2 separate regions of the Homo sapiens genome follow, and region 2 is linked to region 1. Evidence: read pairs that join two places in POLR2A ChIA-PET (ENCODE). Cell type or tissue: GM12878. All regions are shown on one strand. Links, peaks and the distances in the headings refer to the core of each region. The heading gives the core; the rest is flanking DNA.

Region 1 (16,424 bases), core at 6,350-11,349:
TTGGGGAGTGTTATTTCCTTGTTTTTGCCTACCAAAATCTTGGGTAATTTTATTAAGAGTTGATGAGCCTAAGAACATAAATGATTTTTGAGAATTATTACACTCATACTTTAAAAATAAAGAGGATAGTTTCTAACTGTTTGTTTATTTATTTATTTATTTATTTATTTATTTATTTATTTATTTATTTTTGAGACGGAGTTTCGCTCTGTCGCCCAGGCTGGAGTGCAGTGGCGTGATCTTAGCTCACTGCAACCTCCCCGTCCCGGGTTCAAGCCATTCTCCTGCCTCAGCCTCCTGAGTAGCTGGGATTACAGGCACACGCCACCACGCCCAGCTGATTTTTGTATTTTTAGTAGAGATGGGGTTTCACCATGTTGGTCAGGCTGGCCTGGAACTCCTGACCTCGTGATCTGCTGGCCTCGTCCTCCCAAAGTGCTGGGATTACAGGCGTGAGCCACCATGCCCAGCCTTTAACTGTATTTTTAAAACTAAATCATGAATAATGATTTATTAACTTTACCAATGTGTTTGGATCCTACTGAGGAATGTCACTTCTTGTTTTGGGTAGTTGTTACTGTGTTTCTTTTCCTCCTTATTTAAATTTAAGTCAGGGCCTTACTCTGTCACTCAGGCTGGAGTGCAGTGGTACAGTCACCACCTCTTAGGCTCAAGTGATGCTCCAGCCTCAGCCTTCCAAGTAGCTGGCTGGGACCACAGGCATGCATCACCATGCCCACCTAATTTTTAAATTTTTTGTAGAGACAGGGTCTCCCTATGTTGCCGAGGCTGGTCTCAAACTCCTGACCTCAAGCAATTCACCCCACCTTAGACTCCCAAAGTGCTGAGATTACAGACGTGAGCTGCCTCACCTGGCCTGTATTTCTGTAGAATACAGTCTTACTAGTTCATATGTTCTGTAAAATCTTAGCTGGCTGGTATATTAATTAACAGAAATGATTATGTCATGCCTCCCCTTGCCCACACAGAAGTATTTTATATATGTGTTCTTTTTGGTGGCTGTACTCTTTCTGCTGTAACCAACTTTTGGTATGTGGTAGGACTTGTAAACCTCTGTTACCCTGGAAAGTCACATCTTTCACCATTGAGCCAGAGCTGAAAATATCTCTGTTGCATAGCACCGTAACACTTCCTGCAAAATACCATTAAACATTCCCACCCTCCACATCACTGCTATTATTTGCAGAGTTACAGATAGGAAAGATAATATTTTCAGAGGACATATTGTGAGTGTGATACACTGTTTATGGAGAAGCAACTTGCATGCTTCCCCCCCACCCCCTGCCGCCCACTCCCCTGCCCAAAGGAAAAAGTAATGATCCAGGAAAAGGAAAAGAATGATCCAGGCTTTGTGTCCCATCTGGCTTGTAGAGCGATCATATGACAGCTAGTTAAGAGTGACTCCCCTAACGTCAGTTCAAACTTTTAGGCATAGAAAAGTTATTTAGAAGTGGACTTAAAGATCCTTGGATTTTATGGCTGGGCATGATGGCTCACACCTGTAATCCCAGCACTTTGGGAGGCCGAGGTGGGTGGCTCCCTTGAGGCCAGGAGTTGAGACCAGCCTAGCCAACATGGTGAAAACCCATCTCTACTAAAAATACAAAAATTAGCTGGGTTGGTGGTGCACACCTATAGTCCCAGCTACTTGGGAGGCTAACGCTGAGGCACAAGAATCACTTGAACCTGGGAGGTGGAGATTACAGTGAGCCAAGATTGCGCTGCTGCACTCCAACCTGGGTGACACAGCGAGACTCCAAAAAAAAAAAAAAAAAAAATCCTTGGATATTTAAGAACCTATGACAAAGGATATGCATTAAACTATTTCTCTTTGGTTAATTTTGTCAAAAAAGGATTTACAAGGTGACAGAAGGTAAGATAGGCAATATTTGGGGTTAGAGATTGGTTGGAACAGTTCACATCAGAACATGTTGAGAAATAACATACTTGTTTATGATTTAGTTGTAGGCTTGACATTAGCATTCATTTGCATGTTTTAAACATTCTTTATAAACAAATATGTAAGTCACTCTATTTCAAACTTAAGGGAAAAACACTCAAGTTTGTTCATCAAATCTTAGGTAAAGCTCAAAAGAAGTGTTATGATACTATGCAATGGATGTATTTTTGTGTTTATATAGAAGGGGAAAACAAAGTGGGGTTGGGGTGTCTGAGAGCCACCTTTTCTTGGGTGTGTGTGGGGAGCACCTTGGGCAGTTAAATATAGGATGTTGAAACTTACAGTCAGAAAACCACTGATCTAAGTGATCCATAAGGTTTTTCTAAAAAGTGTCATCTTTCGGTGTCTGATAGGAGACTGTTTAGTGCCTGTGAATTTAACTACTTCTAGTTTTTTTACTGAAAAATGGTAACTTCCAACATGTTCCCAAGTCACTTCCATTGTTTGTCTTGTTAACTTTGTTTCTTCATAGTGCCTTCTTGGAATAGTTGCATGTTCTCCTTTTGGATGATGTAATACTGTGGTTTATGTGGTTGAAATGTTGTTTTCTACTACCCACAAAAAATTAAGAACTTCTAGAAGTTCATCATCCTCAGGGTTTTATCCAGCGAGTTCTTTCATAGGAGATGGTCAAATCCAGGCAAAAAGAGTACATCTTGACAACTGTCACATAGGGGATTACAGGATCTAATGGGAGATTTTATTCCCCTGTCCAGGCTTCTCTCTAGCTCTGAGACCCTGTGACTGCCTGAATAAGATGGGTGTGCCGAGGAAGTGTGTGCCATATTCAGGGCAGCCCACTGGGGTGCTTAGGAGGAGCAGCGTGAACACCGGGAAAAGAGCATCTGGAGAGACCTAGATAGTAGGCTGTTGCTAGTGCTGTTTGGCTAAACACCCTACCTAACTTTTTGCCTCAGTTGCCTCAGCTGTAAAATAGATACTATCAATTTGATGTACAGTGTGGTGATTAAGGACGCTTTGGATCAAGACAGATCTGAGCTTGTTTGACCACTTAGTACCTTGAGCCTCACGCTCAACCTTGCTAAACTTCACCAGTAAATAGGAGCAGGAGATTGTTAGAAAGGGTTTCATGAAATGATGAGTTCTAGTGCTCAGCATCAGGCCTGGCAGTAGCAGTTGCCCTGTGAGTGGGAGCTGCTGCTCTCTACCTCAGCAGCATCAGTCAGCATGTTCGTCCCCATTTGCGTGGTTAGGAGAGCAATTGATTTGAAGGAAAGAAAAACAAAGTGTTTTGAAAAATACAGTGTTCTGTAATTCTAAGACATCTGTGTATTATCATTTCTTGCATATATTTGTGGATTTCCCTGTTCCTACTGATTTTGAAAGTTATGTAAAATGACTTGCCTAAACACGGGTTTTCTTCCCAGATTAGGATTTAGAAAGTCTGTCTTCCGTTGATCCCAGTGTTTGCTCACATGAACCTTGTGCTGTGTTCTAGGTAGCACAGGCGGAGTGCAGCGGAGGCCCCTGCCGCTGCCGTCATGCCGTTCCCGTTTGGGAAGTCTCACAAATCTCCAGCAGACATTGTGAAGAATCTGAAGGAGAGCATGGCTGTTCTGGAAAAGCAAGACATTTCTGATAAAAAAGCAGAAAAGGTATGGATTTGGCTTTATTTATATTTGAAATATCTTAATTAGCAAATGCAAGACACCTTATATGAGGAATCAGTAAGTCCCAATTTGGGTTTATTTTGGATTTTAAAAATAACATCCAAAAGCAACATATGCTGCTGTTGCAACATACTTTTTCTTCTGTATTTTCGTCTAACAAATAGATTTCTAACTGTTCTGTCAGGTTTTCGAGTTTATTTAAATTGTGTTTATTTCATCTTGAAGTGTTTGATTCTAATTTATTTATTTATTATTACTAATTATTTTTGTAGAGACAGGGTTGTGCTATGTTGCCCAGGCTAGTCTCAAACGCCAAGCCTCAAGCGATCTTTCCGCCTCTGCCTCCCAAAGTGCTAGGATTACAGTTATCAGTTATCTGCTTGGTTGGTTTGTTTGTAAAAGTTTTAGAGCAAGAACAAAAGGAAGTAAAGTATACTTGAAAGAAGGCCAAGCAGGCAACTTGAGAGCTATAAGTGCCACAGTTACCTGATTCTTGAAATCGGTTCTTCCCCCACAATCTTCCTGGGAGGACACCCCTCCTGGTTTTCTTCCTGTATTCAGTGTATCCGTGCCAAATGCCTCCATCTACCCAGTCACCACAGTCCAAAACCCAACTTTCATCCCACTTGTGACTTGCCCTCTCTTCCCTAAAATATAATTTTTCACTAAATCTTGTTCAACTCCCTAAATTGTTTATGATTCAGTTCTGACTTCCATTCCTTCTTGAAGAAGTTGTTCATACTCTTTGTGATTTTAGCAGTAGCCTTCTTACTGCACTTTCTAAAAATCTCTGCTTTACATTTTCAGTGTAGATTCTTCTTGTAACACACAGGATCTTCGTGATCTGATCTTTATTTCTCTAAGTAAATTGTAGAGGTTTAGTGTCACTTATCCAAAATGCTTGGGATCAGAAGTGTTTCAGAGTTTGGATTTTTTTTTTTTTTTACTTTGGAATATTTGCATGTACATAATGAGATCTTGGGGATGGGACCCATGTCTAAATATGAAATTCATTTATGTTTTATATAGACCTTGTATACATAGACTGAAGGTAATTTTATACAATATTTTAAATTTGCATTAAATGAAGTTTGTGTACATTGAAGTATCAAAAGGCAAAGATGTTGCTATCTCAGCCACCAATGTCATAGTCTCTGGTTCTGTGGCATCATCATCATTCCTGACTCTGAATTTATATGCTACCGATAAGCAGTCATTTTCTTACACTTATTCACATGTAAGTACTTAACTGTAAAAAATATGACATACCATTAATAATACCAGGCTGGAGTGTGATGGTACTGGAACTAAGGTGGTACCTTAGTTCAGGGTAACTAAGCAGCATAGTTGTTGTATCACTTGTATCTGTTGTAACCTCTTAGAATGTCATAATCATTATTTGATTTGGGATTTCTGTCATAAGGATTATACTTCAGTGTAGTACGGATGCTTTCAGGTGAGTTTGAGGAGTATACAACTAATTATTCCTACTCTAAATGGTCCTGGCTTCGGTACCTATGAGTTATCATTTCTGTTCTGTCTGTATTTTCCTTTATTGCTTATTATCTTTTGGTATGTGCTGCTGGCTGATCTTAAGCTTACCCAGCTTCCTTGCATTTTCTCATTCTGTTCAATGTTTCTAATGCCCTTTGGACTGGGAAACTAGATTAATTGAAACAATTTATAATAAGACAATATAGATTCTAAGAGAACTTCCTTGGGTAAGGTAAGTGGTACTGTTTTTTGTTTGTTTTTTATTTGTTGTTGTTGTTGTTGTTGTTGTTGTTGTTGTTTTGAGATGGAGTCTCGCTCGGTTAGCCAGGCTGGAGTGTAGTGGCACGATCTCAGCTCACTGTAACCTCTACGTTCCATGTTCGAGCAGTTCTCCTGTCCCAGACTCCAGAGTAGCTGGGACTACAGGTGCGTACCACCATGTCCGGCTAATTTTTGTAGTTTTAGTAGAGACGGGGTTTCACTATATTGGTCAGGCTGGTCTCGAACTCCGCACCTCAGGTGATCCACCAGCCTCAGCCTCCCAAAGTGCTGGGATTACAGGTGTGAACCACCGTGCCCAGCTGGTAAGTGGTATTGTAAACGCAGGATTCAAGTACATTTCTCATTTTATTGGTCAATGGGGATATAAAAATATGAAAAGTTTAGCTCCAGAAACTAGAAACAAAGTGACCTCAAGAAGTTAGAGGGGACTTTTGACTGAACCACATTAACATCTACTAACTCAGAGGGTAATAGCACATAACTTGACCTCCCTCTCACAGTTGGACATCTTCAACTTTAGGAAGCACTCAGCAGTCCTGATAGCCCTACAGGCTTTGCACCAGGTGGAGGCAGCTAACAGCCAGCAAAGAGCAGAGGTACCCAAGACTGGCCTCTAGAGGCAGTCGGGAGAGAGCAGACCCCACAGAGTAGACATGATACATGTCTGCTGGAACTGCCCTCAGTGGCTATTCCTTAATCCTTATCTTAAAACTGCAAATTGATGAAAGGATAATGTGTATGTCCCATAAATTAAAAATGGTTCATCTTTTGTCTGTGGCTAAATATGTTGTCTACTCATTACATTCATTCTATTCATCAGAATCGTACTGAACACCTAAATGCTGGGTCAGATTTTAGGCACTGGGGATATAATACTCAATAAGATGAACAAGGTCTCTGCTCTTTCGTAGCTTCCGTTCTAATTAAGAAAGCTGGACAGTAAATAAGTAAACATAGCTGAAAAAGAATTTCAGTTGGCAGCAAGTGCCACAAAAGCAATAGAATGTACTGATGTGATGATAGAGCACATTTCTTAAACTTTTGGGTCTCAAGACCCCTTTTATACTCTTAAATTATTGAGGACCCAAAAGAGATTCGTGTAAGTATAGGTGTGTTATCTATTGATGCTACCCTATTACAAATTAAAACTGAAAAATTTAACAATATTTATTAATACATTTAAAAGTAATAAACTCATTACAAGTTATAAATAATGTGTTTTAATGAAAAATAACCATATTGTCCAAAACAAAAAATTTAGTGAGAAGTGTAGCATTGTTTTAAGTTTTGAAAATCTCCGTGTCTGGCTTAATAGAAAACAGCTGGCTTATCTTAGCTATGTTTGTAATCAAACTGCTCAAACATTATTTTGCTTTAAGTATATAAAGAAAATGTATACTTAAAGTTGGGAGTGGTGGCTCATGCCTGTAATTCTGACACCCTGGGAGGCCGAGGTGGGTGGATCACTTGAGGCCAGGAGTTCGAGACCAGCCTGGCCAACATGGCAAAACCCTTTCTCTACTAGAAATACAAAAATTAGCCAGGCACGGTGGCACACGCCTGTAATCCCAGCTACTCAAAGAGACTGAGGCACAAGAACTGCTTAAACCTGGGAGGCAGAGGTTGCAGTGAGCCGAGATGGTGCCACTGCACTCCAGCCTGGGTGACAAGCGAGATTCTGTCTCAAAAAAAAAAACAAAGACGAGAAAAAGAAAACCTGGTCTCACAGCTGTGTAATTAGAAAAAAGAGCAGTATTTTAATAGCCTTTCAGATAATGTAAAATATTTAATACCATGCAATTGGTGGTTTCTTGATTGCATTACAGAACATTAAACTACATGAATGAACTTTTTATACTCTGTACTTTGAACGAAACTTTTACCAGTACATGATTTTATAACATGTTTTGGTTGTTCAGAAAGTACAAATGGTGGCTGGGCATGGTGGCTCACACCTGTAATCCCAGCACTTTGGGAGGCCTAGTCGAGCGGATCACTTGAGTTCAGGAGTTCGAGACTAGCATGACCAACATAGTGAAACCTTGTCTCTACTAAAAATACAAAAATTAGCCGGGTGTGGTGGCACGCACCTATAGTCCCAGCTACTCAGGAGGCTGAGGCAGGAGAATTGCTTGAACGGAGGAGGCAGAGGTTGCAGGGAGCCAAGATCGTGCCTCTGTACTCCAGCGTGGGTGACAGAGTAAGACTGTCTCAAAAACAAAAAAAAAACAAAACAAAGAAAGTACAAATGGTCCCTGACTTAAGATTTTTCAACTTTGCAATGTTGCAAAATAGGTATACATTCAGTAGAAACCATACTTTGAGTACCCATACAACCATTCTGTTTTTCACTTTTGTAACAATATTCAATAAATTACATGAGATATTCCACACTTTATTATAAAATAGGCTTTGGGTAAGAGGATTTTGCCCATGATAGGCTATTGTGTTCCAAGCTCATTTTAGGTAAGCCATGCTAAGCTGTGATGTTCTGTGAGTTGGGTGTGTAGTACATGCACTTTTGACTTAACAATATTTTCAACTTTTGATGGGTATATCTGCATGTAGCTCCATCATCAGTTTATGAGGAGCATCTGTGTTGGATCACTGACATATACAGATCTCCCAGATGTTGACACATTATACAGATTATAAAAATTAACATTTTTAAATAACACCACTGATCTCATTAGAAGAGTCTTAAGTATTGGGATGTGGTCAAGCTTATTCATGATCTAGTCAAATTTCAGAATTCAGATTTGGCAACAAATATAGTTGGTCGTTTTCCTTGAAGTGACAGGTTCATTTTATTCATTTTAGAGAAAATAACTGCCAGATAATTCAAGTCTGAATAGTGTGTCTGTCTGTCTTCCAATAACAAAAGCAGTTAGTTGAACTTATAGCTGAAATAATCACACAAGGGCTTTTCTTTAAGATAACCATTCTATAAGGAGCCAAAGGTACTTTATATGTACATGCCATTTGTTAACTCCAAGTGTTAAAAATATTGTATGTATATTCAAAGGTCAAGATTTAATAAAATTAAATTTTTACTGCTTCAGGAACATTCCTAAGTTGGACCTTTTTTTTTCCTTTTTTGAGACGGAGTCTCGCTCTGTCGCCAGGCTGGAGTGCAGTGGCGCAGTCTTGGCTCACTGCAGCCTCTGCCTCCTGGGTTCAAGAGATTGTCCTGCCTCAGCCTCCCAAGTAGCTGGGACTACAGGCGTGCACCACCATACTCAGCTAATTTTTTTTGTATTTTTAGTAGAGAACAGGGTTTCACCATGTTGGCCAGGATGGTCTCGATCTCCTGACCTCGTGATCCACCCGCCTTGGCCTCCCAATGGACTGACTTTTTTTAACTGAGTGCACGGTGATGAAGACTGCAATAACTGCTATTAAAGTTTGGCGTCACTGCCTTTGTTCATGCTTGGTTCATGATGGTGTCAGCACCATCAGTATAAATAGCAATACAGAGGGAGGAAGCACATGTCTTATGAAAACAGCCTTGACCTTACAGACGCTTTGAAAGGGTCTTGAGGACCTCAAGGGTCCGCACTTTGAAAGGTACTATGATAGTTAAAAGGCTGTGTATGAGAGTGGCTGCAGGTAGGGAGAATGTCCTAATTTAGGTAGGTTATGTAGGGAAAGTCTTGTTGAGAAGGTGACATTGAAAATGAGTCTTGAATGATAGAAGGCAAGTTTAGTCTCTGATGCAATCCATATCATCTGCTTGACTAAATGAGTGATTTTCAACCAGGGGCAATTTTGCCCTGAAGGGGACACTTGTAATGTCAGGAGACATTACAGGTTGTAACACTAGGGGAATACTACTACTGGCATCTAGTTAGTACAGGCTAGAGATGCTGTTAAACAGGGAATGAATAGCTCCCCACAACAAAGGGTTATCTAGCCAAAAAAATGTTAACAATGCTGAGATTGAGAACTCCTGCCCTAAACCAGCATTGAACAAGAATAGACATTTCGCTATTAGGATAAACAAAACAAAGAAAAACATTTGAATTTATTAAAAATAAATTTTAGTTCAAAGCAAGGCATTTCTGAAGAGCAGCCCATGCAAATTACTTATGCTGAAATAGTTTAAGACTAGGAGGGAAAAACCCTGGAATTTCCAGTTCACTTTCTTATCAGGATTCGAAAGGAAGTAGCAACTAATGCAAATAACGAAGAGAGTACTGAGACCTGAAAACAATGGAAAGATGAAAATCCATTACTAATTGAAAACAGTGAAAAACAACTGATGTCATACTGAAAATCTGATGACTATAAACCCAGGTGCTTGCGACCTGTTGAGCATTGTTCTGGAAATTCTAATCAATGCATAAAGAAGTGGTTTAGAAATAAAGAATATACCTATTGCAAGTAAAGAGGGGAAATTATTGTAGAGGTATTTATAAACATTTACAAAATACAAGATAATTAATGGGAAAAATGAGAGTTTATTAGGAGAGAGAGAGACTAGGAAGTACTACAGTCTTTAAAACAACCAGATCTCGCATGAACTCACAGTGAGAACTCTGTCATTACCATGGGGAGAGCACCAAGCCATTCATGAGGGATCCACCTCCATGATCCAAACACCTCCCACCAGGCCCTACCTCCAGCACTAGGGTTATGTGTTTTCTTGGGACAGGGTCTCACTCTATCACTTAGGCTGGAGTGCAGTGGCACGATCATCGCTTGCTGCAGCTTCCACCTCCCGGGCTCAATCAGTCCTCAGCCTGCCAAGTAGCTGGGACTACAAGCATGTGCCACCATGTTTGGCAAATTTTTCTATTTTTTGTAGAGACCGAGTCTCACAATGTTGCCCAGGCTGGCCTTGAACTCCCGGGCTTAAGCTTCAGCCCAGTTGGCCTCCCAAATTGCTGGGATTGCAGGTATGAGCTGCCATGCCTGGCCTGGGGGTTACATTTCAGCATGAGATTTGGAGGGAACAGATATCCCAATCATATCACCAACCATATCTAGAAAATGTAATTTTACAAGAAAGTAGCTCATTCACTATAGCAGCAAAAAAATAAGTATAAGATGTCCAGGAACATTTTCATCAGGAAGTACGCTGAACCCATATGAAGAAAGCTCAAGGATGTTGTTCAGAGGTACAAGAATTACCTGGCCTATGTTATTAGAAGTAAATATGGAATATAGTTAAAATGCCATTTCTTCCCAAATCATGCTTAAAGCAATTCTATTCAGATCACAGCAGGATAATTTTGAAGCTTTACAGATAGAAGTTCTACTCTGTTTTGAAGCAAAATGCATACTTCAAAACCTGTTCCACTCACATTCTTCATGCTCATCATTAGCATAACTCTATCCTTTCCGTTTTTCAGGCCAAAAGTCTTAAGGGTCACCCATGACTATTTTCTCACTCCCCAAATCTATCCACTTTATCTGGAGAAAAAAAAAGTCCAGAATCTAATCCCTTCTCCCCATTTTCCTTGTTCCCACTGAGCTGTCCTTTTCTCTGCCCTGGATTACTGTAGTGTCCTGCTCACTGCTTCACTGGTCTCCCTTGGTTTCCCTACAACCATAGTGATTCTTTCAAAACATGAGTCAAATAATATATTCCTTAGAGTAAAAGTCAAAGTCCTAACAGGGGCCTAAAGTAATTTCTGCAGGCAAATCCTGTAAGGCCTATTTTTATCAATCTCGTGAGCTAAGAATGGTTTTTACATTTACAGAGTTGGTTAAAAAAGCAAAGTATATGAGGCAGAGACCTTATATGGCCTGCAAAGTCTAAAATATTTACTGTCTATTCCTTTACAGAAGAATAAATGCCAACTCCTGCCCTGAGCAATGAGGCCCATGACTTTATGATCTTGTCTCCTAATACTCTTCACCACATTGGTCTCCTTTCCTCATGCACTCCAGTCATACTCCTGCCTGTTGGAGACCTTTGCATTTGGCTTTTTCCTTTGCCTGGAAGGTTCTTTCCCTAGTGCTCTATTTGGCTTACCTCCTATATTTTTCAAGTCTTTGCTCAAGTGCCATTTTTCACCCAATCCTCTATTTAAAATGCAACCCTACCGTGTGGCATTCCTCTTCCCCCTTATCTTGCTCTAGTTTCCTGTGCACTATACGTAATGATATATGCTTGCTATTTTCCCCTTGTTAGACCATCAGCCTTTCAAAGATAGAGCTCAACAAATAGTTGTATTTATTGAAAATGGAATCAAAAACAGAGTTACTAATAACATGAAACACAGTCATCTTGTTCTCTTCTGAATTCTTAATCTTATCTGAATTAGTTAAAACAGATATTGCTAAGACTTATAAGAGTTTATATATTGAATTTGTGACTGAGGAGAGAGTACCATAGCTAGGTATGTTCTCTGGATTCTGTGATGGTGGCCAACTACTGTATTATATTTCTTTTCAGTGCTACTGCCCACAGTAGTAGTAAGATAAATGTCCTTTCTCAAGAGATATTTACTGGTGGTCCTGGTATTGTCCATACAGGTTTATGTTCATCATCTTCCCTGTAGTTAAGGGTGATCAGGGGACATTTTTCCCTATTAGATAAATAATCATAACTGATGGATGTGATGATTGAGTCACTGTGAGCTTGTTGGCAGGGTTTTGGTGATCTAGGACAGTTCTCAAGTCTAAGCTGACATTCATTGTGATTAAGTTATATGAAGAGAATTAAAGGGTTTAATTAGCCAAGTTTGTGAAAGACAAAAATTGGAGGAGAATAGCACATTCTATGGGTGACTAAATTAGGCACCAAAAACGGGTCAATTAGGTGGAGGTGGTGGGTCAGTGGTTAGAGGGAATGGTTAATATTAATTGACAAAACACAGTACAAATAAAAGTATGACTCTGTATGTAAAAAAACAGACCATGTGTCAAAAAGAAACCAGAATCATTAAAAACACTTGATTAATTTAAAAAGGCAGAAAAGGGATGAAGGGAATTAAATAACAGATGTGGTATAGAAAACAAATAGTAAGATGATAGACTCAGATGTACTGTATCAGTAATCACATTGAATATAAATGGTCTGAATAACCATTTAAAAAACAGAGATTGTCAGATTGGATGAAAGAATCCCTACTATATGGTGCCTATTAAAAAATGTACTTTACAGTTAGCAACTTAAAATAGGTTAAAAGTAAGAAGAATGGAAAAAGATAAACTTTGTTAACACTCATAAAAAGAAAGCTGGAGGGGCTGTACTAATAGCAGACAAAATAGACTTCAGAGCAAAGAATATTACCAAGGGTAAAGAAAGTCATTTTATGATAAAGTAGGGGTGAAATGTTCCAACAGATATAATAATTCTAAACATTTATGCACTTAGTAACAGAGTTTCAAATTAAAGCAAAATAAAACCTGATAGAACTGCAAGAAGTAGTCAAATACACAATTAATAGTTGGAGATTTCAGTACCCCACTATCAATAATTGATAGAACAAGCAAGCAGAAAATCAGCAAGGATTTTCTAGGTAGACCAGAATGGTACTGTCAACCAACTTGACCTGATTGACATTTATAGAACACTCAACAACTGTGGAACACACCTACACATTCTTTTGAAGTTCACATGGAAGATCTACCAAGGTAGACCATATTTTGGGTCAAAGAAAAAGGTCTCAGTACATTTTAAAGGATAAAGTTATACAATGGATGTTCCAAGACTGCAATAGAATTAAATTAGAAATGAATAACAGAAAAATCCTTAGAAAATCCCAAAATATTTAGGAACTAAATATCGTACTTCTAGATAACTCATGGATCAAAGAAGATATTAGAAAGTAGTTTGAGGCTGGACATAGTGGCTCATGCCTGTCATCTTAGCACTTTGGGAGACTGAGGCAGGCAAATCACTTGAGCTCAGGAGTTGGAGACCAGCCTGGCCAATGTGGCAAAACCCTGTCTCTACTAAAAATACAAAAAAAAAAAAAAGGGCCGGGACTCGGGAGGCTGAGGTGGGAGGATCGCTTGAGCCCAGGGGTGGAGGCTGCAGTGAGCTGAGATCACACCACTTGACTCCAGCCTGGCTGACAGAGTGAGACCCTGTCTCAAAAAAAAGAAAGTAGTTTGAGTGGAATAAAAGCAAAAATACATCTCAGAATTAGTGGGATGCTGCTAAGCTTTACTCAGGGAAATTTCTAGCACTAAATATCTATGTTAAAATATATTTAAAAAGAAGAAAGGTCTGAGTTTCTACCTTAAAAACTAGAAAAACAAGAGCAAATTAAATACAAAGTAAGCAGGAGAAAGGAAATAGCTATCAAAACAAATCAGTTAAATAGAAAAAAAAAATTAAAAGATCAAGAAAATTGATAAACTCTAGCTAAGACTGACCAGGAGGAAGAAAACACAAATTCCCATTATCTGGAGTGAGAGATTCCTGTAGTGACATTACCACAGATTGTACAAGTTAATAGGGAATATATGAACAACTGCATGCCATTAAACTCAACAGCTTAGATGAAATGGACAAACTCCAAAGACACAAATTGCCAAAGCTAACTCAAGAAAAAATAGATAACCTGATAGCCCTATGTAGTTAATACCCTTCCTTATCACAGTGAAGACTCTAGGCCCAGATGGCGTTGTTAGAGATTTCTACCAAATGTTTAAGGAAGAAATAATACAATTTCTATGTAAACCTTTCCAGAAAATTTAAGAGAAATCATTCTTAACTCATTCTGTGAGGTCAGAATTATAATCATCGCCAAATCAGACAAAGGTATTACAATAAAATAAAACCTACAGACTAATATGTCTCACGAACATAGATGCAGAATTTCTCTATTTTAGCAAATTGAATAGTAGACCAAGTGGGATTTATTCCTAGAATGCAGAGCTAGTATAACATTACAAAGTTAATCAGTATAATTCACTATATTGAAAAAGTACATGTCAATTGATGAAAAGGGGAAAAAAACCAGCATCTATTCCTGATAAAAAAAATAATCTCAGCAAACTAGAAATAGAGGAAGGGAATTTTCTCAAGCTGATAAAGGGCATCTGCAAAAATCCTACAGCTAGCATTATACATATGGTGAAAGGCTAAGTCATGTTATCTCTGAGATCAAGAAGACGACAGGGATATCTACTTTCACCACAACTATTCAACTTCGTACTTGGAGGTTCTAGCCTATGCAGTCAGGCAATAAAAATAAATTAAAGGCATTCAGATTGAAAAGAAAGCAGTAAAACTTTTGATTTGTAAATGACATGATCATCTACATAGAAAAACTGAAGGAATCTACACAACTAGTAGACTAGTAAATAAGTTTAGCGAGTCACAGGTTATAAGGTCAATATACAGAAATCAGTTGTATTTCTGTATAGTAGCAATGAACAGTCCAAAATTGAAATTTAAAAATACCTTGTATTCAAGAGTGTTAGGTGTAATTGGGAAAAAAGAATGGAAAAAAAGAAAAAGAAAAAAACTAGCATTTAGAATAGCATCAAAAAATATGAAATGCTAAAAATACCATTTAGAATAGCATAAAAACATGAAATAGGGATAAATCTGACAAAGGAAGTGAAAGAGTTGTACACTGAAACCTGCAAGATACTGCTAAGAGAAATTAGCCCAAATAAGCAGGAGATACATGTTGTTCATGGGTTGGGAAACTCAATATTGTTAAAATGTCACTTCTCTCCAGATGTATCTAGAGATTCTGTGCAATTCCAGCAGGATTTTTAAATCAAAGAGTTTGTTCTAAAATTTGAATGGAAGTGCAAAAGACCTGGAGTAATCAAAATAACTAATTAAAACAAAGTTGGAGGGCTCACACTGTCTGATTTCTAGACTTAAAAAGCTACGGTTGTTAAAACAGTGTGGTGTCAGTGCAAAGATAGATATATTAATGGAACAGATTGGGGTGCAGAAATAGACCTACACATGTATGGAACATTGATTTTTGACAAAGGCATAAATGCAGTTGTGCAGAAAGAAGGTAGTTGTTTCAACAATTGGTGCTGAAACTATTTAGTAGGCAGAAAGATAGGACTCAGACCTCATACCATATTTAAAAATTAACTCAAAATGGATCACATAGCCAAATGTAAGACCTAAAATTATAAAGTTGCCAGAAGAAAATCTTTGTGACCTTGGGTTAGGCAAATAATTTTTGGATGTTATGCAAAAAGCACAATTCATTTTAAAAAAAATGATAAATGGAATTCATAAAAATTAAAACCTGCTCTTCAGAAGACACTGTTAGAAGAATGAAAAAGACAAACCACAAACTGGAAGAAAGTCTGCAAAGCATATATCTGATAAAAGACTGCATCTAGAATATATAAAGAATTCTCAGAATTTAACAGTTAGAAACAATCCAGTTAAGAGTGGGCAAGATACTCATATATGCATTTCACCAAAGGAGATAGGCAGATGTCAAATAAGCCCTTGAAAAGATGTTAATCATTAGGAAATTGTGTAGTAAAACCATAAGGAGATTCCACTACACAGCTATTAGAGTGGCTAAAATGGAAAATATTGACTATACCAAATGTTGGCAAGGATACAGAGCAGCTGGAACTGCTTGTGGGAATATAAGATGGTATGACTACTTTGGAAAATAGTTTGGCAGGTTTTTTTTTTTTTTTGAGACGAAGTCTCACTCTGTTGCCCAGGCTGGAGTGCAGTGGCACAGTCTCGGCTCACTGCAAGCTCCACCTCCCTGGTTCACACCATTCTCCTGCCTCAGCCTCCCAAGTAGCTGGGACTACAGGTGCCCACCAAGACGCCTGGCTAATTTTTTGTATTTTTTAGTAGAGACGGGGTTTCACCGTGTTAGCCAGGATGGTGTCGATCTCCTGACCTCGTGATCTGCCTGCTTCGGCCTCCCAAAGTGCTGGGATTACAGGCGTGAGACACCACGCCTGGCCTAGTTTGGCAGCTTTTTAAACCAAACTCGAACCAACCATATGATCTAGCCATTTAAGTATTTACCCAAGAGAACAAGAAATATATGTTCATGAAAAGACTTTTGCTTAAATGTTCATAGCGGCCTTATTTGTAAATGGCCCAGACGTGTGGATAAACC
Region 2 (10,783 bases), core at 85-5,084, 230 kb after region 1:
AAAAATTCGCCTTACTTAGAGCCTTGGGGACGAAGATTTATCCATGGTATAAAAGGATGCACCTTTTGAAACCACAAAAGTAGAAAATGGAGAAACTGAACACAGTCGGCGTTATACCAGCGTCCAACAGCAACTTCCTATATATTAGATTTCCAAGGAATAGCGGGGCGGAGGTGCTTGGCCACGACAGGAAAAGGTAGGGCTCAGGGGTATTGTGACATGCTCCGGAGAAGGGCAGCTTTTCCCTCCCAACGGAAGCCCGAGCCCAGAGGGGCGAGGGTGTCGGGCCGGACATGGAGCAGCGGCCTGGGGCCCAGCCCTGCAGGGCACCCCAGGAGAGGAAGGCGGAGGCGCAGCCACAGGCCCCGGCCCAGTCTGTCGAGGGCCACGGCCAGGTGCTGCTGATCAGCGGGCTCTGGAAGCAGGATGAGGACGGCCTGAGCCTGCAGAGCTTTCCAGGAGACACTGCAGCCGATCAGCTCCCCAGGCCCTCGTCCGCCCGAGCCATGAGCGGCCACACCAGCGCCAGCAACTGCACCGCACGGCGGTCCAAGCGCTGGGGCGACAGCTCCATGAACTGCGACGACTGCCCGGCCACGAAGTCCAAGCGCTTCACCAAGAAGTCGCGGCGCTCGGAGCCCAAGGCCGAGGACCCGCGCGAGGCGCCAGGGGCTCCTCCTGGGACCCCCACCTCCGCGGCAGAGGACACAGCGTCTGCACGCGGGGCACCGCAGCACCCGCCTGAGCGGGGCGCGCAGCTGCTCCTGGTGTTGTGCCGCGCGTCTGCGCTCCTCACGCAGCTGCTGCGGCTGCAGCTGCTCCTGCAACAGCAGCACGCCCGGGACCGACGTCCGCCCGCCGCGCTCGTGGGGATCGTGGTGCAGCCGCAGCAGGAGGAGGAGGCCGAGGCGCGCCGCCGCATGGAGGCCCTGCTCAGCCGAGTCCTCGCGCCGCACAGCCCAGCCGTGGAGGTGCACACGGCCGTGTTCTGCCCCGGCCGCCCCGAGGGCACCCTGGACTTCCAAGCGCGCCGCCAGCAAGTGCACAGGGTCTCCCTGATGGATCGGGAGACGCAGACCGATGGTGAGGGGTCGGCGCGGGGAGGGGGGAGCCCCGGGGCGGAGAACGCTCAAACACGCAGCCCTGGACCCCGACCCTGCCGCCCCGCGGGGTAGAGGACAAAGCCCCGGAGTCACGGCCTCTCTCCTGGCGCCTCCAGGAGTTTTGGGTACTGTTTTGGGTGGTAAGGAACTAGAGTTCCTCCCGGTGTGCTCACTGGGGCAATCTCAGCGTCAGAGGTGTTCGAATTAATTCGGAGGGCTACGACCCCCACTCACTGGCCCCACATGCAACTTGGGGCATCGGTTCCCATGACTTGGGGTCACGCTTTTGTAAGGTATTGATTTGGGACTTTGTAGAAACGGGGCCCCACTCCCTCCTCTCCACATCCTCCTCTCCCTTGCTTGCTTCTTTAGTCTTCTCCAGGGAAGAATAATAACACTAAAAGCACGCCTTTTGTGAGTCAGGCGCTGTTCTAAGGGCTTTTCACCTGGATCCTCATGGCAACCCTCTCAGGTGGAACTCCGCTAGACTAGCTGGCCGACTTCAGGATTCTCCTTCGCAACTCTTGAGACCCTTTCTGTTATGGAGACCAGGCCTGTGGCCCACGGGATTAATTTGTCAGTCTAAGGTCCCTGGGCAGTGAGATCTTGAGGGAGCGCCAAGTCCCGCAACCTACCTGCCAGCTCCACCCTGCCAGGGGCAGCAGGAGGGACTGAGGAAGTGCTCTGTGTGGCAGAGTCCAAAGGTCAGGTACCCAAGGTCTGCCACTCTCCAGCTGGTGACCAGAGCAGGCATCCTCTCTATGGACCAGTGTCCCTCCTGTGTGACGTGAAGGTGAAGGGCTGGTTGATGTCCAGGGTGCCATCCAGCTCAGAGAAGTCAGCTTCAGGACAAATGGTGACACACTTATTCTAGGTGCCCAGGAAACCAGAACCATCAGAGACCTTCTGGGAGGAAATTTTCACCCCATCAAGACCTTATTCTGACTATCTAATTTCCAATTCCCTTCCCCTACCTAGTCTACTGCATTTTCACATGACTGGCATCCCTAGTTAGGAAACTCCCTTGCCCATGGACTAGTCCAGCTGTGATCCTCAGCCAAGGCCAGAGAAGTCCCAGTCCATTTTTGAAAACACCCCCTTGGTGATGAAGCCTTGGAGGTGCCTGATCCCACATGCCCACCTGCCCCCATCACAGCTTCCTGCTGTCGCAGCTTCCTGCTTTCTCTGTCCTAACTTTACCTTTATTCAGTTCCAGCAGCTTGCATTAAGCCCCTACTCTGGACTGTGGCCTTCTGAGGTTTCCACCATCTGGGGTTGGGGAATGAGAGGGAAGGCAGAGACAGAAATAATTCTAATGCCGTTCAGAATATGACCAGTCTCATACAAAGAGGTGCCCCGGAGCTCAGCAGCAAGGGAAGGATGGCTTCCAGTTGGAGATCTCAAGAAAGGCTTTTTTTTTTTTTTTTTTTTTTTGAGATGGAGTCTCGCTCTGTGGCCCAGGCTTGGAGTGCAGTGGCGCGATCTCCGCTCACTGCAACCTCCACTTCCCGGGTTTCAAGCAATTCTCCTGCCTTAGCCTCCTGAGTAGCTGGGACCACAGGCGTGTGCCACCATGCCCAGCTGATTTTTTTATATTTTTAGTAGAGACAGGATTTTGCCATGTTGGCCAGGCTGGTCTCAAACTCCTGACCTCAGGTGATCCGCCCGCCTCAGCCTCTCAAAGTGCTGGGATTACAGGCATGAGCCACTGTGCCCAGCTTAGAAAGGCTTTATGAAGAGATTTATCCACTTGAGATAGGGCTTGACCAGAAAATGCTTTGGTAGAGGTGCAGAGAGGGATGATAGAGGAGAAGGGCTTCTGAAAATGCAGGAATGTTCAGCCTGTTCATGAGATCTCTGATGTTCACGGTTAGCTAGAGCTGGACACAGGTAGTAGTAGTGGCTGATAAGCACTGGGCAGTGGGCTGTGGCTGTATTATGGAAGAGCCAGGCTTCCTGTATAGGAACAGGTGCTCAAACAGAAAGCAGTGGGGCCAGGCGCAGTGGCTCATGCCTGTAATCCCAACACTTACGGAGGCCAAGGCAGGCAGATCACTTGAGGTCAGGAGTTCGAGACCAGCCTGGCCAACAGAGTGAAACCCTGTCTCCACTAAAACTATAAAAATTAGTCAGGCATGGCGGCGCATGTCTGTAATCTACTCAGGAGCCTGGAGCATGCCTGTAAGCTACTCGGGAGGCTGAGGCAGGAGAATCAGTTGAACCCGGGAGGTGGAGGTTGCAGTGAGCCAAAATTGGGCCACTGCACTCCTGGAGACAGAGTGAGACTCTGAAAACAAAAACAAAAAGAAGAAGAAGAAGAAGGTGGGGGCTGCAGGGAAGACGTTCTAGCAAGGAGCTATTGAGGGACCATTCTTCCTCATTCTTCTGGGACAACCTCTTTCCACAGGTGCCCTCTCTCTGCTTCTTGGGACCACTCTTACTAAAGAATTCACACATATTTTTGCTGCTGCCACAGAGAAATTCCCCACTCCTCCCTCGGCCTGCCCTCTGTGCTTCCTCCATCTTTCTACAGGAAGACAGAGACTCATTCTCTGTGCCCTGTTTGGCTCCTTCTGGTAAAATGGAATATTTCTTTCATTGCTACCAGGAAGTTCTACCTATATGTGTCTGCTCCTATCTGATTCATTTACACCAACATGGCACAATCAGGGGCAATGTGGACACACACACTCCTACCCCATCTCTAGGGGACATTTAGCAATATCTGGAGACATTTTGGGTTGTCCTGGGGTAGGGGGGAGTAAAGACTGGGTAAAGACCAGGGATCTGGTAAACTTCCTACAATACACAGGATGACCCGCCACAACAAAGAATTACTCAGCCCAAAAATGTCAACAGGGCTGAGGTTGAAAAACACTGATTTAAACCAGGTTGAGGCCCTCGGCCGAAGCCCATTGGTACCTGAAAATCCAACTTTGCAGAGATTAATGCCTTAGGAGTTCCTGAGCTGTCTGCTAGATCTCAACAGGGTTCCCGGCCTCGGTTTCCAGTCTCTCTGATTCTAAATGGAGTCCCCTCAAGGGTTCCATTGCTCTTGGCTTCAGGAAATTACCAGCTTCATACAGATTCACTTGCTCCCAGAGCCTCCTTAGGCCAAGGTCAACCAAACACAACCCAATACTCTTGAGCTGAGCTTGCCTTCACTTCTGATCCTTCCTGCCTTTGTTTTCTTCAATCTTCTCGCTCAGGGACCTTTTTTTTTTTTTTGAGACGAGTCTCACTCTGTCGTCAGGCTGGAGTGCAGTGGCACAATCTCGGCTCACCACAACCTCCGCCTCACAGGTTCAAGTGATTCTCCTGCCTCAGCCTCCTGAGTACCTGGGACTACAGGCGTGCACCACCATGCCCAGCTAATTTTTGTATTTTTAGTAGAGACAGGTTTTCACCATGTTGGTTGGCCAGGATGGTCTCAATCTCTTGACCTCATGATCTGCCCGCCTCAGCCTCCCAAAGTGCTGGGATTATAGGCGTGAGCCACCGCACCAGGCCACTGGGGGACTTTTTAATTCATTATTTCAAAGCCTGTATAATTATCTGACTCCCTATTGTTTTCTGGGATCATGAAAATAATGAGCCCCAAACTGGAATTTAGTCCTTCCGATGCCCCCAGCCAGCTGTGTGACCCTGGGAAAGTAACTTAATTTCGCTAAACCTCAGTGTTCTGAGGAAAGGTCATCATTAAGGTATTTTTAGGCTCTAGAAGCCCTAAACTATGTCCTGTCATTTCAGAGTTCATGTTGGGTCTGGCTTTGTGTGGCCCAAAGCCCCCCATTTTTTTTTAAGACAGAGTCTCGCTCTGTCGCCCAGGCTGGAGTGCAGTGGCACGATCTCGGCTCACTGAAAGCTCCACCTCCAAGGTTCACGCCATTCTCCTGCCGAGTAGCTGGGACTACAGGCACCCACCACCACGCCCGGCTAATTTTTTGTATTTTTAGTAGAGACGGGGTTTCACCATGTCAGCCAGGATGGTCTCAATCTCCTGACCTCGTGATCTGCCCGCCTCAGCCTCCCAAAGTGCTGGGATTACAGGCGTGACCGAAGCCCTTTTTATCTGCATAGGTCTGCTCTAAACCTTCCGCTGGGGCAGGAGCTCCTGCGCTTGCCAGTCCCACACTCACCCACCTGTGACACACTGGCGATGAAAGCAGTCTCCTCAGGTGAACACATTTTATGTTGCAGTCACAGTATGAGCTTCAGATTGTCTTTTAAAAATACTTTTCCTTCTTCCATCCTAAAACAAAAATCACATTTAATGAGCACATTAAATTAATTAATCTAGAGAAAGATTCAGTCACCTGTTTAACCCAACCAATTGGGGTTTGGGAGATAGTCTGTGGTTGCCATTGCCATGAGTTTGAGACAAATGTTAGTTTTCTGAACAGCTGTTATGTTCTCAGGGAAAATTATCTGCCAAATGCAAAGGTTCTTATAAAAGTCAAGTCAACCCCCAAACTCCCCTCCCACAGTGCGGGAGGGCAGGCTTTGGGGGAAGGGGTAAGCTACTCTGAGATGGTAGCAGGCTCTGGGCCATGGTAAAGCCTTCGAAGAAGCTCCAAATCTTCAGGAAGCTGACCTGAAGATGAATGCGTGGGGAACATGGATTTTTGAGGTGTAGGAGTAGGGGGTATGTGGAAGCCAGTGACAGAGCTGAGCGTCACATCCAGGGTATCTTAGAGCAAAACAGGTAGCTCACATGGACCCAGGAACACGCCAGCAGAGAGGTGTCTGAAGGCAGCGCTCAGGTCGCAGAAGCATGAGGATCTGGCTGTCACCAGCCCCGTAGCCAGGGCTGTGAGGACCAGGGCAGCCGCTGTCCCCTGCCTAGCCTGGCAGCCTGGGATGAAGGAGGACACCAGGCTGGTGTCTGCAGAGAAGACTGTCCCTTGAAGCCCTGCCATAGGAGCCACCCTGGCTTTTATGACCTCACAGGAGGTGTGGGTCACTGTTCTCTGTGGGGCCTGGGTCCAGCTGGAGGCCCAAGCCAGGCTCCTAGGGCAGAGGGCAAACGGCCCCTCCAGGAGGGAGCCGGGAGATTACGCAGCTCCATGTAGGTCCACGTTTAGGTTGGGAGGATCTACCATGAAGAAGGTCAAGAAGAAAAGGTCAGAGGCCAGACGCCACCGAGACTCCACCTCCCAGCATGCTAGCTCCAATTCCACCTCTCAGCAGCCTAGCCCTGAATCCACACCACAGCAGCCTAGTCCTGAATCCACACCACAGCAGCCTAGCCCTGAATCCACACCACAGCATTCCAGCCTTGAAACCACCTCCCGGCAGCCAGCATTCCAAGCCCTTCCAGCACCCGAAATCCGCCGCTCCTCTTGCTGCCTTTTATCTCCAGATGCTAACGTGAAGGCAGCCCCTCAATCCAGGAAAGCAGGTGGGCTGTCTTCTAGCTTCAGCAGTTCCAGCCTTCCTGCTGATGGAGTTCTGGGTCATCCCAAAGGCTGGTTCTTGTAGGATAGTGATGCATGGTTAACGTGTATCCTGGAGCTGTGCTGTAGAGTGGGAAGGTTTTTGTTTTTGTTTCTACCCAAGAGACCAGGATTCCTGGGTTTTGTCATTTCTCATCATCCTGAGTCTCACTGAAGACAGCCACACATACATATAAACATTTAACTTGGTTCCATAGTAATACTTGCTCACTAGGAATCAGCAGTGCCATGCAACTGCTAAAAAATAAAAACCAAGGATGCATTTATAGAAGTATATGGTTTAGAATAAGGGAGGTGATGATACTGCTTTATTCTGTCCTCATCAAGCTATCCTTTTGGGCTGTAAAAGATGCCTGACAAACTAGTCCAAGGAAGATAGTCTGGGTTGATGGAGGATGAGAAGGATCAGGGAGACCATTTAGTGTATGACAGTCAATTGAAGGAATTGGAGGATGTCTGTCTGTCAAGTGGAAGATGTGAATAGACTTGTTCCTTATTGTCCTCAGAGATCTAAGGGTCTGATGTGGTTTGGCTGTGTCCCCACCCAAATCTCTTCTTGAATTCCCAGGTGTTGTAGGAAGGACCCAGTGGGAAGTGATTGAATCACGGGGGAGGGTCTTTTCCGTGGTGTTCTCGTGATAGTGAATAAGTTTCATGAGATCTAATGGTTTTAAAAAAGGGAGTTTCCCTGCACAAACTCTCTTCTCTTGTCTGCCGCCATGTGAGATGTGCCTTTCACCTTCCACCATGATTGTGAGGCCTCCCCAGCCACGTGGAACTGTAAGTTCCACAAACCTCTTTCTTTTGTAAATTGCCTAGTCTCAGATATGTCTTTATCAGCAGTGTGAAAACAGACAAATACAGGCCCATGGATAGGATAGCCAGACAAAATACAAGACTCTCAGTTAAATTTTAATTTTAGTAAACAACAAATAATATTTTTAGTATGTGTGTCCCCAGTATTGCATGGGCATCCTATATTTTTATTTGCTAAATTAGCAATCTTACCCATGGAAGACATTAGTGACAGAAAGCCTTCGGCTCAACATAAAAAACTTCCCAACAATTAGCTCTGTCTGAAAATGGAATGGCTGTCAGGAAAAGTGGTTCCCTGTCTTCTTGGGAGCCAAACAGTGTCTGTATAAGCATTGGATTGTGTAGAGGGAATTCAAGTGGAGTTCAGGAGGTGGGCTGGTTTATACTACTAACAATAATGGTGATAGCAAACTAACATTATCACTAAGCATTTACTGTGTACCTAGCATTCAGATCAGGTGTCTTAATTTTCACACGTGATAATCCTATAAAAGTTCTTCCATATTATCTCCATTTTATAGATGGGGAAACTGAGGCTCATAGGAGTCAAACAGGTTGCTCCTGAGCAGACGCTGGTAGCCCTGAGAAGGGAAACCCACTCTATTCTGACTCCAGAACCCTCACTTTAAACCACAGCACTGACCTTTCCATTCCAAGAGGCCTAGGAGTCTCCACAAGAGGAAGAACATCTCTGTCCGAGCATCTCCTGGATCTGCCATGAGCCAGTGCCCACGACTCCATAGCCTTGAACAGGCCACACTCCCTGGGCCACAGTTTACCCCCCGGGATTGTGTGGGCATAAAATAAATAAGTGATGGAGATGAGAGTGCTAAATATAAGGCATGCCATGCCAATGATCCTTCCATGGCCAGGAATCAAACCTTTCTTGACATATGATATTGATTTTGAGCACCATACTATATGTTGTAAAGATTGTGATCATCAGCCAGTGAGAGAAACATTTCTGGGTTATGATCTTCAGAACTGGCATCTTCAGTACTGGTAGAAAGCAAGACTTTCCATTCCCAAGTCTTTTAATGAACACATGTGACTCATACTCAGAGAAGAATTTGGCCCATTGAACAGGCAAAGCAAGAAAGCAAGAAATGGTGGTGGCTCGCCAGTGGTTACAGCAGACACCCTATACTTCTTCCAAAGGAATTCTCTGCGTAGAAAGGAATGTTGGAGATGAAGGATGAGGGCCTGCAAGTAAAGCGTGCCATTTTCTAAAATCCAAGCCTTTTTGTGTGCAGAAATATTGTAGCTCAAGAAAATGCCAGTCTTCCACTAGGATGGGTATAATCAGAAGGATGGACAATAACAAGTGTTGGTGAGGATGTAGAGAAGCTGGAATCCTCATACACTGTAGGCGGGAATGTAAAATGGTGCAGCTGCTGTGGAAACAGTCTGGTGGTTCCTCAGAGGAACATGAAGTTACCTTATGACCCAGCAATTCCACTTCTCAGTATACATCCAAGAGAATTCGAAGCATCTTATTAAGCATATTAGAAGCACACCAAAACTTGTACACAAATGCTCAAAGCAGCAGCATTTGTAATAGCCAAAAAGTGGGAACAACCCAAATGTCCATCAGCTGATGAATGGATAAACAAAATGTGGTATGAAATACCACAGTACAATGAGTATGGTGAAATACTATTTGGCAATAAAAAGAGATAGTGTCCTGATACATGGTACAGCCTGGATGAACCTTATAGACACTTGGCTAAGTGAAAGAATCCAGTCTCCCAGAAACCCACACATCGAATGATTCTATTTACATGAAATGTTCAGAATAGGCAAATGTATTGCCAGGGACTGGGGGAAATGGGAGAGTGGGGAGTAACTGCTCATGGAGATGGGGTTTCTTTTTGGGGAAATGAAGACGTTCTGAAATTAGTGGTGATGGCCACAAAACTTTGTGAATATACTAAAAACCACTGAGCACTCTAAAAGGGTGAATTTTATTGCCTGGGAATGATATCTCAATTTAAAAACTTTTTTGTAATTAAAAAAAAAGACAAGTCTTGCCTTTAGAATCCCCTCTCCTCATTCCGGGAAAGTACGTGTCGTGGGCAAGTCTAAGCAGAAAGTGTATTGAATCTGCCAGGTTGACCACCTGTTTCATGCAGCTTAGGGTCAGAAGAATCTGTAGCTCTGTCAAGAAGACGCAGGGCTACAGATAGGAAACAGGAGGGAATAATCCAGCCAGAAATTATCTTGCCCAACCACAGAGGGCATCATCTACATTCTGCTGGGATCCATACCAGAGGAGGACAGAAACAGAAAATAGGATCGGGACTGGAAACTAGAGCTGTGGTTGTCTTCTGGATGGATCAGAATGCTCTAGATCAATGGAACGTGGCAGCTCCAATTCCAGGAATGTCAGTGCAGCCTCTCCTGAGGTGAGCAGTCACCTGAAATTCCATTTTCACTGAATTAAACGTGAGAAAGCCTGAGTTGAGAAAGCCAACTTCTGTAATCTACTCCCCAAAAGGGCATATCCCTTAAATTAGCTGAGCCTCAGTTTCCTTATTTGTAAAACAAGACCAGCAGTATCCCCTTTACAGGATTACTGTGAAATTAAATGAGATGAGCATGCTAAGTGCAAAGCATCCTGAAGGTGTAAGCCATGGCACCATCAGCACCACCTCCATCATCATCATCGTTGTTGTCGTCGCTGTTGCTACTCCCAGGTAGCACCAGTATAAAACAGCCATTTTCCCATGCGGTCAGTCTTCTCTTCTGTTTGGTTAGAGAACATTTTGTGGGAGAACTGCCTTCCTTAGGTAGTTCAGTCCCAAATCCTCAATGATGCCTTGGAAAAAATCCAGCGTTCGCCCTGGTAATCCTGCAGCTGCTGCCGTTGTGGGGGGCCTTCTCAGACTGTGTTCCAGACTCCCCCGCCCCAGCCTCCCAGGGCAGGTGCCTCCCTCACCTCTCTCCTTCTGTCCCCACAGGGCCTCTGATTCGCGCCGGCCCGCATTCCTGCTCCTGTGCCACTTGCCCCTGCAGCTCCGCTTGCTGGCGTCGTCTGGGGCTATGCCATAGCCGCATCTTCGATGTCCTTCTGCCTCGGGACTGGCAGATGGCGCCAGGGAGAGGACTCCCCAACCTGCTCACCTTCTACAGGTTCCAAGCGCGAGGGGCTGGAGCCTCGGGGCACACAGTCCCCAGGGCCAGGCTCTGCCCCCAGACCTTATTAGCAATCATGTATCACTTCCTCTTGGGAATCCCAGGCCGAAGGAAAGCCTTTCTTTCCCTCTTTGCTTTGCCCACTTCCTGGACGTTGGCAGGCAGGGCCCTTTCTGACCGGCCCCACCCCCGGGGTACCCACCCCGCCTGTACAGAGAGGTGCCAGTTTTCTTCCTCACTGGGATTCCTCCTCAGGGGCTTCCTTTTTCTTTT

The links. Peaks named below come from ENCODE experiments on the same cell type or tissue, not always from the same donor. Only the 100,000 strongest peaks of a DNase experiment are listed, where the experiment ranks them.
Region 2: POLR2A ChIA-PET joins it to region 1 with 6 read pairs; 3 of 35 experiments call an interaction of 5 or more read pairs at or near these places.

What each region holds. Positions count from the first base shown.
Region 1 is chr2:230,756,519-230,772,942 of GRCh38, forward strand. CAB39 (calcium binding protein 39) reads left to right here. Exons shown (of 9, transcript NM_016289.4): 2 at 3,441-3,597. The coding sequence starts at 3,484. Among named protein-coding and RNA genes, the nearest start is that of CAB39, 52 kb to the left of the region's middle. RefSeq lists an enhancer at 2,402-2,501. In GM12878, for the core only: no CTCF peak of the experiment used is centred there; no DNase peak of the experiment used is centred there; H3K27ac peaks cover 254 bases.
Region 2 is chr2:230,990,031-231,000,813 of GRCh38, forward strand. SPATA3-AS1 (SPATA3 antisense RNA 1) reads right to left here and starts at 6,002. Exons shown (of 6, transcript NR_033879.1): 1 at 5,818-6,002; 2 at 5,247-5,355; 3 at 2,304-2,372; 4 at 1,739-1,945. It overlaps SPATA3 (spermatogenesis associated 3), which reads left to right and starts at 6,091. Exons shown (of 5, transcript NM_139073.5): 1 at 6,091-6,504; 2 at 10,336-10,507. The coding sequence starts at 6,204. RefSeq lists an enhancer at 5,602-6,135. In GM12878, for the core only: no CTCF peak of the experiment used is centred there; no DNase peak of the experiment used is centred there.